Regions from separate parts of the Homo sapiens genome. Here region 1 is linked to region 2. A link is a contact called in ENCODE Hi-C or POLR2A ChIA-PET data. All regions are on one chromosome and are shown on one strand. Each heading gives the region's core, a stretch centred on a gene start or an enhancer-like site at or near the end of the contact. The rest is flanking DNA. Distances are from core to core; before and after follow the strand shown.

What was found. A loop is a pair of places that touch in the nucleus more often than their neighbours do. ChIA-PET counts read pairs that join two places held with the same protein, here RNA polymerase II (POLR2A). Pooled maps may share reads with other maps.
Region 1: a loop to region 2 is called in a pooled map, with 2.0 times the contacts of the local background. The contact joins two enhancer-like sites. A Hi-C loop is called at or near these places in 8 of 50 pooled maps. POLR2A ChIA-PET finds 5 or more read pairs at or near these places in 10 of 52 experiments (CD4-positive, alpha-beta T cell, HEK293, OCI-LY7 and 4 more).

What each region holds. Positions count from the first base shown.
Region 1 is chr3:56,787,307-56,792,996 of GRCh38, forward strand. All of the region lies in intron 1 of ARHGEF3 (Rho guanine nucleotide exchange factor 3), which reads right to left. Among named protein-coding and RNA genes, the nearest start is that of ARHGEF3, 12 kb to the right of the region's middle. Within about 2 kb of position 1,413, at least 14 of the 41 ENCODE cell types and tissues checked have a DNase peak (open chromatin) inside an H3K27ac peak, as active enhancers do; they include CD4-positive, alpha-beta T cell, where a contact is called at or near this core.
Region 2 is chr3:56,874,162-56,880,161 of GRCh38, forward strand. It overlaps a transcript of ARHGEF3 not described here. Among named protein-coding and RNA genes, the nearest start is that of ARHGEF3-AS1, 63 kb to the right of the region's middle. Within about 2 kb of position 4,075, at least 5 of the 41 ENCODE cell types and tissues checked have a DNase peak (open chromatin) inside an H3K27ac peak, as active enhancers do; they include CD4-positive, alpha-beta T cell, where a contact is called at or near this core.

The sequences.
Region 1 (5,690 bases), core at 163-2,662, 90 kb before region 2:
GACCCTGCAAAGCTTCGATCAATTGCGATTAAATAAATTATACCCTGCCAAGGCACTTGCCTACTCATAGACTCTAGCAATTTTCTAGAAACAGAGCAGTCATCCTACTACACCTGACGCAGGTGTGACTCTTGTGACTCTGAAGCACTATATAAACAATGAGGGAAGCCTAGGAAAGGAAAGGAGGCACTGAGAGCCATGGAGTCACAAACGCTCTCATCTATGCCATACAGCAACCCCGTTATCCTGTTTCATAGAGGAGGAAGCAGGTGTTCAGAGAAGTGAGATGACTTCCTCCAAGTCATACCCAGTAATTAACTGGCAGTGGTGAAATCTGAATTCAAATCTACCTGCCTTGAAAACTTTCCCCGCCACCCCGACACTGGCTTCCCAGGATATACAACTTCCTCTGATAATAATAATAATAATATAATAGCAATATACAGGAGGACTTTGTGCTAGGCTGTGCCAAAGTGCTTTCTGTGCATTATTTCCTTGACTTCTCTTAAGTTAGTGCTATTAATATACCCATTTCACAGTGTAGGCAACTGAGACTCAGAGGCGTTAAGGGCCTCGCCTGAAGTCACACAGTCCAAATTGAGCCCAAGGCTATTAACTCAGCAAGGCCTGGGTTCTTAATTAACCACAGCATTGTTAGTTTCCTAAACCAGGGAGGAACCCTGAAACGAATAGGCTGTAGAGGCAGAAAGGAAGTAGACACTGACGCAGGGTGTGGAGGAGGACAGAATGTTCATTTGGCATTCAAGCCCTATCACTCTGGAATCAGCAGCTCCTCTTGACTCCTCCCTCAGAATCTTAGTGAGCCCAGGTTCAAAGGTGTCCCGCTTATGTGCCCCCAGAAGATGCTGCCCTCTGCTAAGGGCACACTTGAGGACTGGGGGGTGGCGGGCATCCAGCATCAGGGAGCCTATTGGATGACCACTTCTCAGTATTCCCCCTCCATAGTCTGCCAAGCTCCCCAATGAAATTGCCTGCTTCTCCCCCTCCTCGTGGTTGACAGTCACTACCCGTATTGTCGTGTTGTTAATGACTTGGTCAAACTGAAGTAGAAGTTCCTTGAGGACAGAAAGCATGGCTTTTCTAAACCAGGGGGAACATGATACACAGAGCCAGGTCTCAATAAATATTTATGGACAATTAAAGAGCATTAGGGGTCATTTTTTAGTTGTCTAGCTCTTTACCAGCTCATATCCATCACACTATGGAGTTTCCCTACATTTCCAACAAAGGATCTATTTATAGTTAAAGCACCCTGCAAATGAATAGGGCATGAAGAGCTCAAAGCAACCTAATCCACCCTCATCTGCTTGCCTTGGGTCTGTGTCCGTGGTTGGCACTTGGCTAGGATTCTCAGATGATGCATGTCAGGTGGGAGCCGGCCTCAGGACAACTTGCTCCCTACTCCTCTGGCCAGGGTGCCTCTCTACCCAGAGCTCACACACCAACCCCTGTCTGAAAGTCATTCTGGGAACAACCAGAAAGCCACACTAGATTTTTTTGTTATTCTACCTGGCAGAAATGAATGTGAAGCTTGCCAGTATGCTTGGAACATCTTTTGTTTTAAAAATAATAATGCCCAATGCTAACTCTGATCTCTTTATTTCCTACAAAGGAAGGAGCTACCTCCTAGCAGATGCCTTGCTAAGTATAACCACCTATAGCTTCTACTCAACTGATCTACGTTCAAGATAGATGCTGCTGCTGCTGCTGCTGCTGCTGCTGCTGCTGCTGCTGCTGCTGCTAATGACCTATTAAGTACTTGTTTGGTGGAAGCCCTTTATATGCCTATTTCATCTTCACAATTCCCTTGCAAATTCCCAATTTTCAGATGAGGAAACTAGGGCTTAGAGGATGAGACACAAGTCCAAGATCTCTCAGCTCACAGGTGGCCAAGTGCGGATTCAAACTCAGTTCAGGCTGACTTCCAAATCCAAATTCTTAACCAGTACATTCTAGGGCTGACTCCAATTAAAGTGTAATCTCACCCAATCCTTCCCACCAGAGTGAAGGAAAAAAGGAACAGGATGGTTTGAATCATTTTAGCTGGCACTTTGGCATGTTCTTTGACGCTTTGAAAAGAAAAAGATTTATGTTCTGAGAACAGAAATCTACTTTTATTTTTTAAGTTGGCTAACGTAGCACAGATTCATTTCCTATAACACATTAAAGCCAATTTTTATCTACTTAGTATCTGAAATTTGGGTCCTATGCTAAATGTCCAAATTTCAAGTTTAGTTTGCAAGTGACTGTGTCAAACTTGGGAACTTATTGTAGAATTCTAATCCTAGAAAGCCCCTCAGAACATGCCTTGTTCACTGTTTCCAAACTCTCTGTATTGCCATGATAATTTTTTGCCATATGTACATATCACCTGAGCTATTATGTACTATTTCCTTAATTAGTCATTTTTTACTTAAAAACTTATTGTAAAAATAAACTCTATCACTGCCTTAAATGGAAAATCACTATCACCTGCCATAAACAGAAACTAACTTTAAAAAATGAACCCTGAGGCCTACACTTAGTTACACAGGGAAATTATCAAGTGATGGGGAGGTGTTAAAGACACACTAATTCCAAGTGGAAACTTGAAATAATCAGAAGGATCAGATAATTTAAAAGGGAAAGTGATTAAATTATTTTGTGATTTGTCTTTATAAGATTTGAGCTGCCCAAGTGGTATGAAACCCACCTTCTGGGAAACAATGAACTAATCCAGTCCTCTCATTCCAGAAACAGACTCTGAAATTCCAAGAAGCTAAGCCTACCTTTGCCCTGTCCCCAGCTACTTGGGAAGCTCTTATAAGAACCAGCTTAGAAATAAATGCTGCATTTAAGAGACTTCCGAAGCAAGCTCCTGTTCCTCGATGTTGGTGCCAGAATCAAGCTCACTCTTCTAGGCCTTTGGAACCTGGGCATAAAGCATTCAGAGACTAATAAGAGAATGCAACATGTCTTTTCTGATGCTCTCTCCTTCAAAGCTCTCAGATAAGTCACCACCAAACATCTGAGGAGGAAGGAGGTGGAGGTGACAGTTCATCATGCATCTGTGGCTTACACACAAGAAACCATCAGTTTTCCCTCTTCTAACAGCTTATTTCCTTCTTTACAGTGGTTTCTGACTCCTTCTGCAAGATCACACCCAGACATCCCCAACACAATCACCAGGATGGCTGAGAAAATGAACCAAGACTGCCAAAACCTAACATGATATTGATGAGCCACTTCCACCCCTCCCCAACCTGTGTGAAGTCAAAAATTAAAAATAGTCTTCCCCAGTGACCTTTAGTTATCTTCTCTGTATTTGCCTGGGGTCGTTCTTGAAATGCCTGCGTGACTTGCGATTATGAAATGTTAGTATGCCAACATAAGATAGCACACTTGAAATGGGAGCTTGCCCTGGCCTTGGGTTCAGAAAGCACCCACAGGGAAGACTTACCATTTTGCCCCCCTCGGCCATCTGGCCCAACTCCATCTCTTTCTGCCACTAGCTTGTTCCCTTTTTCTTTCTGTAGCGTCTTCCTCTAGGAAGACTCCACATTTCCAAATCTGACAGCCCATGGCAAGTCCAAAACATTCACCTTTCTTTTTTCCTTTTCACATTTTTTTTTCAAGGTTCTGACATAGGCTGTCAGCTTTATTTAATTCAATCAGGTTGCCAACTTCTAATGCTAATGGTATCTACAGAAAGAGTGCCCTCAGGAAATGCTGTATTTCTTCTTACTATTTATCACCTCTGCTGCAAACATTAGGTCTGCAGAGTTCAGAAAGACATCATTTTAAGATATGTCGTGGCCAGAAGTGGTGGCTTATGCCTGTAATCCCAGCACCTTGGGAGGCCGAGGTGGGAGGATTACTTGAACCCCGGAGTTCGAGACCAGTCTGGGCAACATAATGAGACCCTGACTCTAGAAAAATAAAACAATTGAAAGAAAATTAGCCAGGCATGGTGGCACACGCCTGTAGTCCTAGCTGTAGTCCTAGGACTACAGCTGTAGCTACTCTGGAGGCTGAGGTGGGTGGGAGGATCGCTTGAACCTGAGAGGTTAAGGCTGCAGTGAGCCATGATTGTGCCACTGCACTCCAGCCTAGGCAACAGAACAAGACCCTATTTCTAACACAAACCAACAAACGAAATACATCACCTATGTATACAGAAGTTTTTATCTATCCATTCCTTGTGGGCTTTTCGTTTTAACAGTGATCTCACATCAAATTTAAAGTAGGGCCTTGCAGTTGGAGATTACTCTGCACAGTGTTCTGGCTAACTTTAACGGGGTTCACTTAGAACACCCCCAGAGAGACAGTGCTGCTTATCACCTACCCAGAACCATGACTGGCTTAAGCCAACATTGTGGCACGCCAAGAGGTCAAGGCTGGGCAAGGAGGGACCAACATTTGGGCCCTGCCTCCTAATTTCTCTGAATCTCTTTTTCCTCAGTTGACAAACAAAAAGGACAGCTTCAGAAAAAAAGAAAAATGAAGAAAAAATGAAAAACTAAAAAAAGAAAACCTAAAAACAAACAAAATAGCAAAATTAAAAAAAAAAAAGGACAGTCCTTGCCTTGTCCAGCTCCCTCAGCTAATGCAAGGCTCAAAGGAGATAATGCATGTGAAAATAAGTGACTGCTGGCTGGGTGCGGTGGCTCACGCCTGTAATCCCAGCTACTTGGGAGGCTGAGGCAGGAGAATCGCTTGAACCCAGGAGGCAGAGGTTGCAGTGAGCCAAGATCTTGCTGCTGCACTCCAGACTGGACAAGAGTGAGACTCTGTCTCAAAAAAAAAAAAAAGAAAAGAAAAGAAAAGAAAAGAAAAGAAAATAACTGACTACTATCTGAACAAAGGGTGGCATTGCTCTAGATTTATTGAGCACAATGAAAAAGGAGGAAGGTGTCTTGATTGCAACATGCCTGTCCCCTCTTCTCTACATCCCATATGCACACATATAGGTTTAAATTGGTTATAATGAGTATATAATCATGCTCAACTTTTTTTCCTCTTTATTTGTTCCAGGAACACTAGGGTATTTCTGTTTGCTAGTGAGTAATGGCTGCAAATGATGTCACTGACCCCTGTGCCAGAGGCCATGGTCATGGAGCTATTGCTCTATTGTAGGACAGAGAGGTTGTTGGCTTTTCTGGCCAGTTAAATAGGAAAGGATGCTAGACTGGAACCAAACCATCAGACTTCAAGCTCCAGCTAGGCCATTCCCAGCTGTGTGATCTTGGGCAAATCATTGGACCTCTCTGACCCTTGGTATCTCGTCTTTAAAATGAGGACAATTATATACTCAAGTAAGTCAAAGAATATGAAAGTGCCTAAAACTGTAAAATGCACGAATACAAAGCATGGCTATTATTGCAAATAATGTCATTATGAACAACTTTGGAAACACAGCCTTTTCTCCACTAGAGCTAGAATACTACGCCCAAAGATCTGAACAATTTTTGTCTTTTAGTATGCACAGAAAGTGTGTTATTTTCTTTTTCTTATTTTTTTTTTTTAAATAGAGACAAGGTCTTGCTATGTTGCGCAGGCTGGTCCCAAACTCCTGGGCTCAAGCAATCTGCCTGCCTCAGCCTCCCAAAGTGCTATGATTACAGGCATGAGACACTGTGCCCCACCAATAAGTGTATTATTTTCCTGCAACATTCACGGCATTGGGTTTT
Region 2 (6,000 bases), core at 2,825-5,324:
ATTGGACCAAACATAGGGTATCTGCTACCTTAGGCCCAAACAATTTCACAGACAGCAAAAATAGACCATAAACCCAAAACAAACAAACAAAAAATGCCAACAGGTTAAATATAAGCATGTGTTAATGAAGACCCAATCTCAGCTAGAGGCCTGGTCTCCTCGGTGATAAGAGCATTATTAACCTCTCCCACATAATTCATCAAGGCCCCATGCTGGCCAGGGCGAGGCTAATCTCCCCAGTTAGCAAGTTCCAGAACAGACCAAGAGAAACAAAACCACAGAAATGGTATCTTTTTTAATTATCTGGACTCTGCTGAGCAGAGATAAAATAAATCTCGCTGCTATTCCGTGCCTGGTTTAACATATCCTGGCAATGAAACACCATTTAGCTTAACTGAGACAGGAAAGCTTTTTTCCCCCTCTTCTATATCAATGCTTGTGCTTTGGGCATGCACATGACAGGATAAATAACTGGAGTGCACAGTTAATGGAAATTTGGGGATGCCTGTCATAAACCTCAAAGCAACTTTGCCAATAAGACCAGCTAAAAGCACTAAACATCATTCAGCACTGAAAGCCAGGGAGCCAAAAGCTTTCTTCTCCTCTCCTGTCCTGGAGGTGGTGTGGGGAGGCTGTGGAATCGAACCATCCTGGGCTTAAATTTACATACTGTGACTTTGAACTAATTGTTTATCTCTCTGGCTCTCAGTTACCTCATCTGCAAAAAGGGTATGATACATTCCATTGTCACAGGACCGTACCACTGTGAGAATTTAATGAGGTATTTGGAAAGCACAGAGCATATGAATGCTTAATTCATATTAGCCTGCTATAGTATGCTATTTACTAATATAATAACTATAATTAGCACTGTGATTGGGAGGACAGGCCTGCGACTCAGATCCAAAAGCTATGGTATTTGCTAGCTGTAAGGCCTCAGGCAAGTTTATAACTTCTATCCACTCCGTTTGCCTCATCTCTAAAGGGGTAATATGAGGATTAAATAATAAAATGTATAGTAGCACAGTGCCCATCACATAGTAGCACTAAATCAACAGTAGCTGCTCTTGTTGCTATGTATCTAATGAGTCTCTCACAGCCATGCTGCATAAGGAAGGACTCTATAGCAATTTGGTCCCTTCCTCCCTGAAATTCTGATTAATATTAATCCCAGGAAAACCATGCTAGTAAGAATAATACTGAGCATCTCAGAAACACCCATGTAAGTAACTCAATCTGAGACTCATTCATTCATTCATTCACCCATCCTAGACATATTTATGGAGCAACTATGATGGACACTATGTATTTGCTTTGAGGGAATTCACAGGCTATTGGTGAGCTTGCAAACAGATCACAACTATACCATATACTATAACAAAAATCAGGAACAGCCTTCTGTACCCGAGTGATTGAAGTCCAAAAGACTTCCTGGCATCACACATCTGAGATAAATATGTTCATCTCATCTTCTGCCTTAAATTTTAAAAATTCTATCCCAAGCCCCCTTTTTTTTGAAATGCTACTGACTTTTTAAACATTTATCTGTCCCTTTCTTTCAATTATTCATACAATAGAAGAAACTTCAAGCATACCTTCATTCAATGTTTATTCAGCACCTGCTACGGGCAAGGCCTTGTGCCAGGTGCTAGGGATGTAAAAAGAGTGGAACACAGCCCTCCCTGTGAAGGGTCACAGCCTGCCTCTGAAGGTGAAATGGAAGCAGGCATCACAATGCTGGGTGATAAAGGCTAGGATGGCAACATAAGCTTGTGAGAGTGGGGTGGTGGTGGTGGTAGGGAATGGCTGGAGGGAGAGGTATAAAGGAATCCTGGGAAGTCTGGGAGCTTCTTAGAGGAGAGCTAGATATGAAGGGTAAGGGGGCATGAGCCAGGTGAAATGCGGGGAGAAGAAACAGCATGCATTCCACAAATGGGAGAATAGTATGTGCAGAGGCCCAGGGACAAGATGGAGCATGAGGAGTTGGAGAAATTGAAAGAAAACCAGCATGGTTGGCCTGCATGTGTAAAAGGTGGAAGGGAGTGGTTCAGGAGGTGGGCAGGGGCCAGACGGTGCAAGGCTTTGGAAGCACAGTCTGGGAACCTAGAGGCAGGCATGACAAGATAAAATTTACACTTGGAAAGATGTCCCTGGCTGATACATGGAGGGCAGACTACAAAGAGGTAGGGAGGCCAGTGAGGAGGCCACAGAGACGCTGAATACTGCTCGGCCTCAATGAGGGTCTTGCAGTCATGTTAGTGAGCTCCAGAAGAGCCTCCTCCACTGTTGGCAGACCATAGCTCAGCTCTTCCTCAACTTAGGAAGAGAGGGAAGGGGTGAGATTCAAACATCTGCCATGTGGATTTCTGTGTAGATTTCTCAAAGGGGACAGAAGAGTGGTTGTAACAACAACAATACATGGATCTCAAAAGCACTGAGAGCTGTGAGCACATTCTTCCCAAGTATTCCTTGCCAGGAGATTAAACAGGGCTCATCTTGATGGTTGCAAATCAGCAAAACAAAAAAAAAAATGCAGGAAGAATGTGAATCCCAATCCTATCCCACTCCAAGTGATGGTCCAGCCATGTGCTCCCATGGGAAAGCCCCACCAGCATAGAAAAGATGCCCCACCACCAGCTCCATCGCCACCAGCTCCATCCCCACCAGTCAAGAGAGGCGTGTGGGCCCTGTCAGGGGCTTTCCTAAAGGGTGGCAGGATGGGTGGAGGGGGGAAGTAAATGTCCCATCTCAAGTCATAGTCTTAGCAAGGGACTGGTCATGCAGTCGGAAGAGAGAAGGGCCAGGGAAAGCTGAAAACAATCTCCCATGCCTGTGAGATTCCACACAAGATACTCAACAGCTCTAAAGTTCATTTCCACTTCACTGCCAGAAGCAGAGGATAAACCTATTCAGAGATTGTAAAAATATTCATACTCTTTTAGCCAGGAATTTCATATCTCAAACTTTATCCAACTGATAAAAGAGATTACACAAACATGTTCCTGGATGCCCATCAGCATTAGTTATAATAGCGAAAAGTTGGAACTTATCTAAATACCCAGTAAAGGGTTGGTGGAATAGATTTAAATGAACACATTTGATAAAGTACTCTATCGTTATTAAAAATAATATTCTTACAGAATATTTCATAATATGACACGTTCATAATATAGTAAGTGAAAAATTCATGAATAAATTAATTTGTACTATAATCCTTTTTTTTTTTTTTTTGAGATAGGGTCTTACTCTGTCACCCAGCCTGGAGTGCAGCAGCACAATCACAGCTCACTGCAGCAACCTCCCAGGCTCAATCGATCCTCCCACTTCAGCTTCCCAAGTAGCGGCGACTACAGCCATGCATCACCATACCTGGCTAATTTTTTATTTTTTTTGTAGAAACAGGATCTCCCTGTGTTGCCCAGACTGGTCTCGAACTTCTGGGCTCAAGTGATCCTCTCGCCTCGGCCTCCCAAAGTGCTGGGATTATAGGCCCACTATGCCTGCCCGATCTCAATTTTTAAAAACTGTGTATGCTTATATAAATGTTAAAAGCTGGTTAAAAATATATATGCTCTTTAGGGATACATGTCCATAGCAAATTTATGGACATGCAAAGCAGAAATAAACATCAAACTCCGCAAAGCAAAGGTTTTTGCAAGGGTCTTTGGCATCACTGTTTAGGGCGTATTTCTTCAGTTGCATTGGTAGCTACATGGGGTTTTCTATTATCTTTATACCATTTGTATGTCTGAAATATTTCATAATGAAAAAAAATTAAAGGTTTGTATATAATGACAGGAAGGAAATACATCAAAATGTAGCTATGGCTTTGAGGTGGGATTGTCAAACTATTGTTCACATTTTCCAGTTTTTCTAGAGAACGTATATTCCTTTTTATTTTTACATTACTTTATCATTGGAGGCTATTTTTATTTCCACCCAGAGCTCATTTGTTTTATAAGAAAGAATGTCTGGTGCTGAGCTGTGCTCTGCAGCAGGAGCTCTGGCACCAAGGGCCTTTCCTGTGGTGACATGAGCTACAGCGTCTCTCGCCCATTAGAATTTAAACTAGAAAAGTGCTGTGGGGGAGGCAAGCTCCCTGAAACCATCCTACTCATATCCTCTGACGTGAGGGGAGATTCGTAGGTGGCTGCTGGGAGCCTTCTCCACTCGGCAGATTGCTCTCAAAAGTGTACGTTGCTTTTTATTTTCCCTCAGAAATAGTTTGTGTTCTAACCCACCAGGAAGTTGGGGGCCCAGTCAGGGGATTGGGTGAGGCGGTGGGAAAAAATAGTGACCGATTATATCATCAACTAGCATTGACTCTCCAGTCAGAATTCATTTTCCACCAAGTGCTGGGAGTTGAGGGTCAGAAAACAATTATTTGGAGATACGTCACCCATCACCGAGCTTTAAGACCCTTCCAGTTTCCTCTGTAAGAGAAACTCTTAACAGGGGTCTTGGCTGGGATCCATAAATCCCCTGAAATCACACATCAATTTTGTAAAATTTCCTGTGCTATCAACAGATTCCGGAAAGAGTTAAGTGATGCATCCCCCCAAACAATCGAGGATCCCTGTTCTGTAAGAATAACGTCAGTCATCCTGAAGGGTGTCTGAGTGATGATAACAAATAAACATTCTATAGGGCCACGGAATCAGGCTGCACAGTAACAGGTGAGTGGCCGGCAGGCAAGCAAAGTTTCATCTGTATTTATAGCCACTCTCCATCTTTCTCATTACCGCCTGAGTTCCACCTCCTGTCAGATCAGCGGTGGAGACTTTAGATTCTCATAGGAGCACACACCCTATTGTGAACTGCACATGCAAGGGATCTAGGTTTTGGCTCCTTGTGAGATTCTAATGCCTGATGATCTGTCACTATTGTTACCCCCAGATGGGACTGTGTAGTTGCAGGAAGGCAAGCTCAGGACTCCCACTGATTCTACATTATCATGAGTTGTGTAATTATTTCATTATGTATTACAATGTAATAATAATAGAAATAAAGTACACAATAAATGTAAAGTGCTTGAATCATCCTGAAACCATCCCCTACCCCACCCGGTCAGTGGAAAACTGTCTTCCACGAAACCGGCCCCTGGTGTCAAAAAGGTTGGGGACCACTGCTATAGGGCACTTACTTTTTAATCAAAGGGGGACATAGTCTGTGTTAATATTTCTCAACTTTAAGTCCCAGATACATTTCTTTAAAAGAGGTATACATTAGGCGAGTTCACTGTTTTGTTTTTTAACCCATCAACAATATTTATCAAGAATCTACTGTGTATCTAGCATTGGGCTGGGACTCAATGAAAACTTGAATATGGTCTCCAAAGACCTGTCCCCTCATCTGCAATTTCTTGTTCAAAGCACACATCTGGCGAATGTCTTACAACTTATTAAATGGAATAAAAATTGAGAGTTACTCATATTACTTTCCCAAACCCTCGCATCCTCTGGTATGAGTCATCCATTGGGACCCACCTTTTTTTTTTTTTAAAGATACTTTCCACTACACATAGAAACAGTCCAAAAACAACTCTTCAGTAATACTGCCAGTTAGCTCAGGGACAGTGACTCTATTAGATATCATCATTTAAATGCACAAAGATAAAGTTCCTTTGAGTAGCCCACAGAGGCCATTTACTTATTAGAGCAATTAATTTATTGGATTCAGATATTCATTTCACCATTGTTGCCTTTATGGCAAAACATCTTCTCCTGTGTGGCTCTATCTACCATTTAGTTCCATTCAACTCATCTCTCCTGAGTGCCTACTGGGAGAAAGTTACTTAAATTTAGTCACATTCCCTCCATGGCCACATCTAGATCTGTCACACCCTCTGTCATCTCCATATGACTGTAATGGTCAGCGGAATCTGCAGAACAGCAGTTTTCATGTTCCTCCAACAGCTTCTAGAATTCTTCCAACTTCTGCAATTATTATAATACTATGTGGCAATAAATGGTGGAAACTCAGCCCTGTTTGCCAAGATTC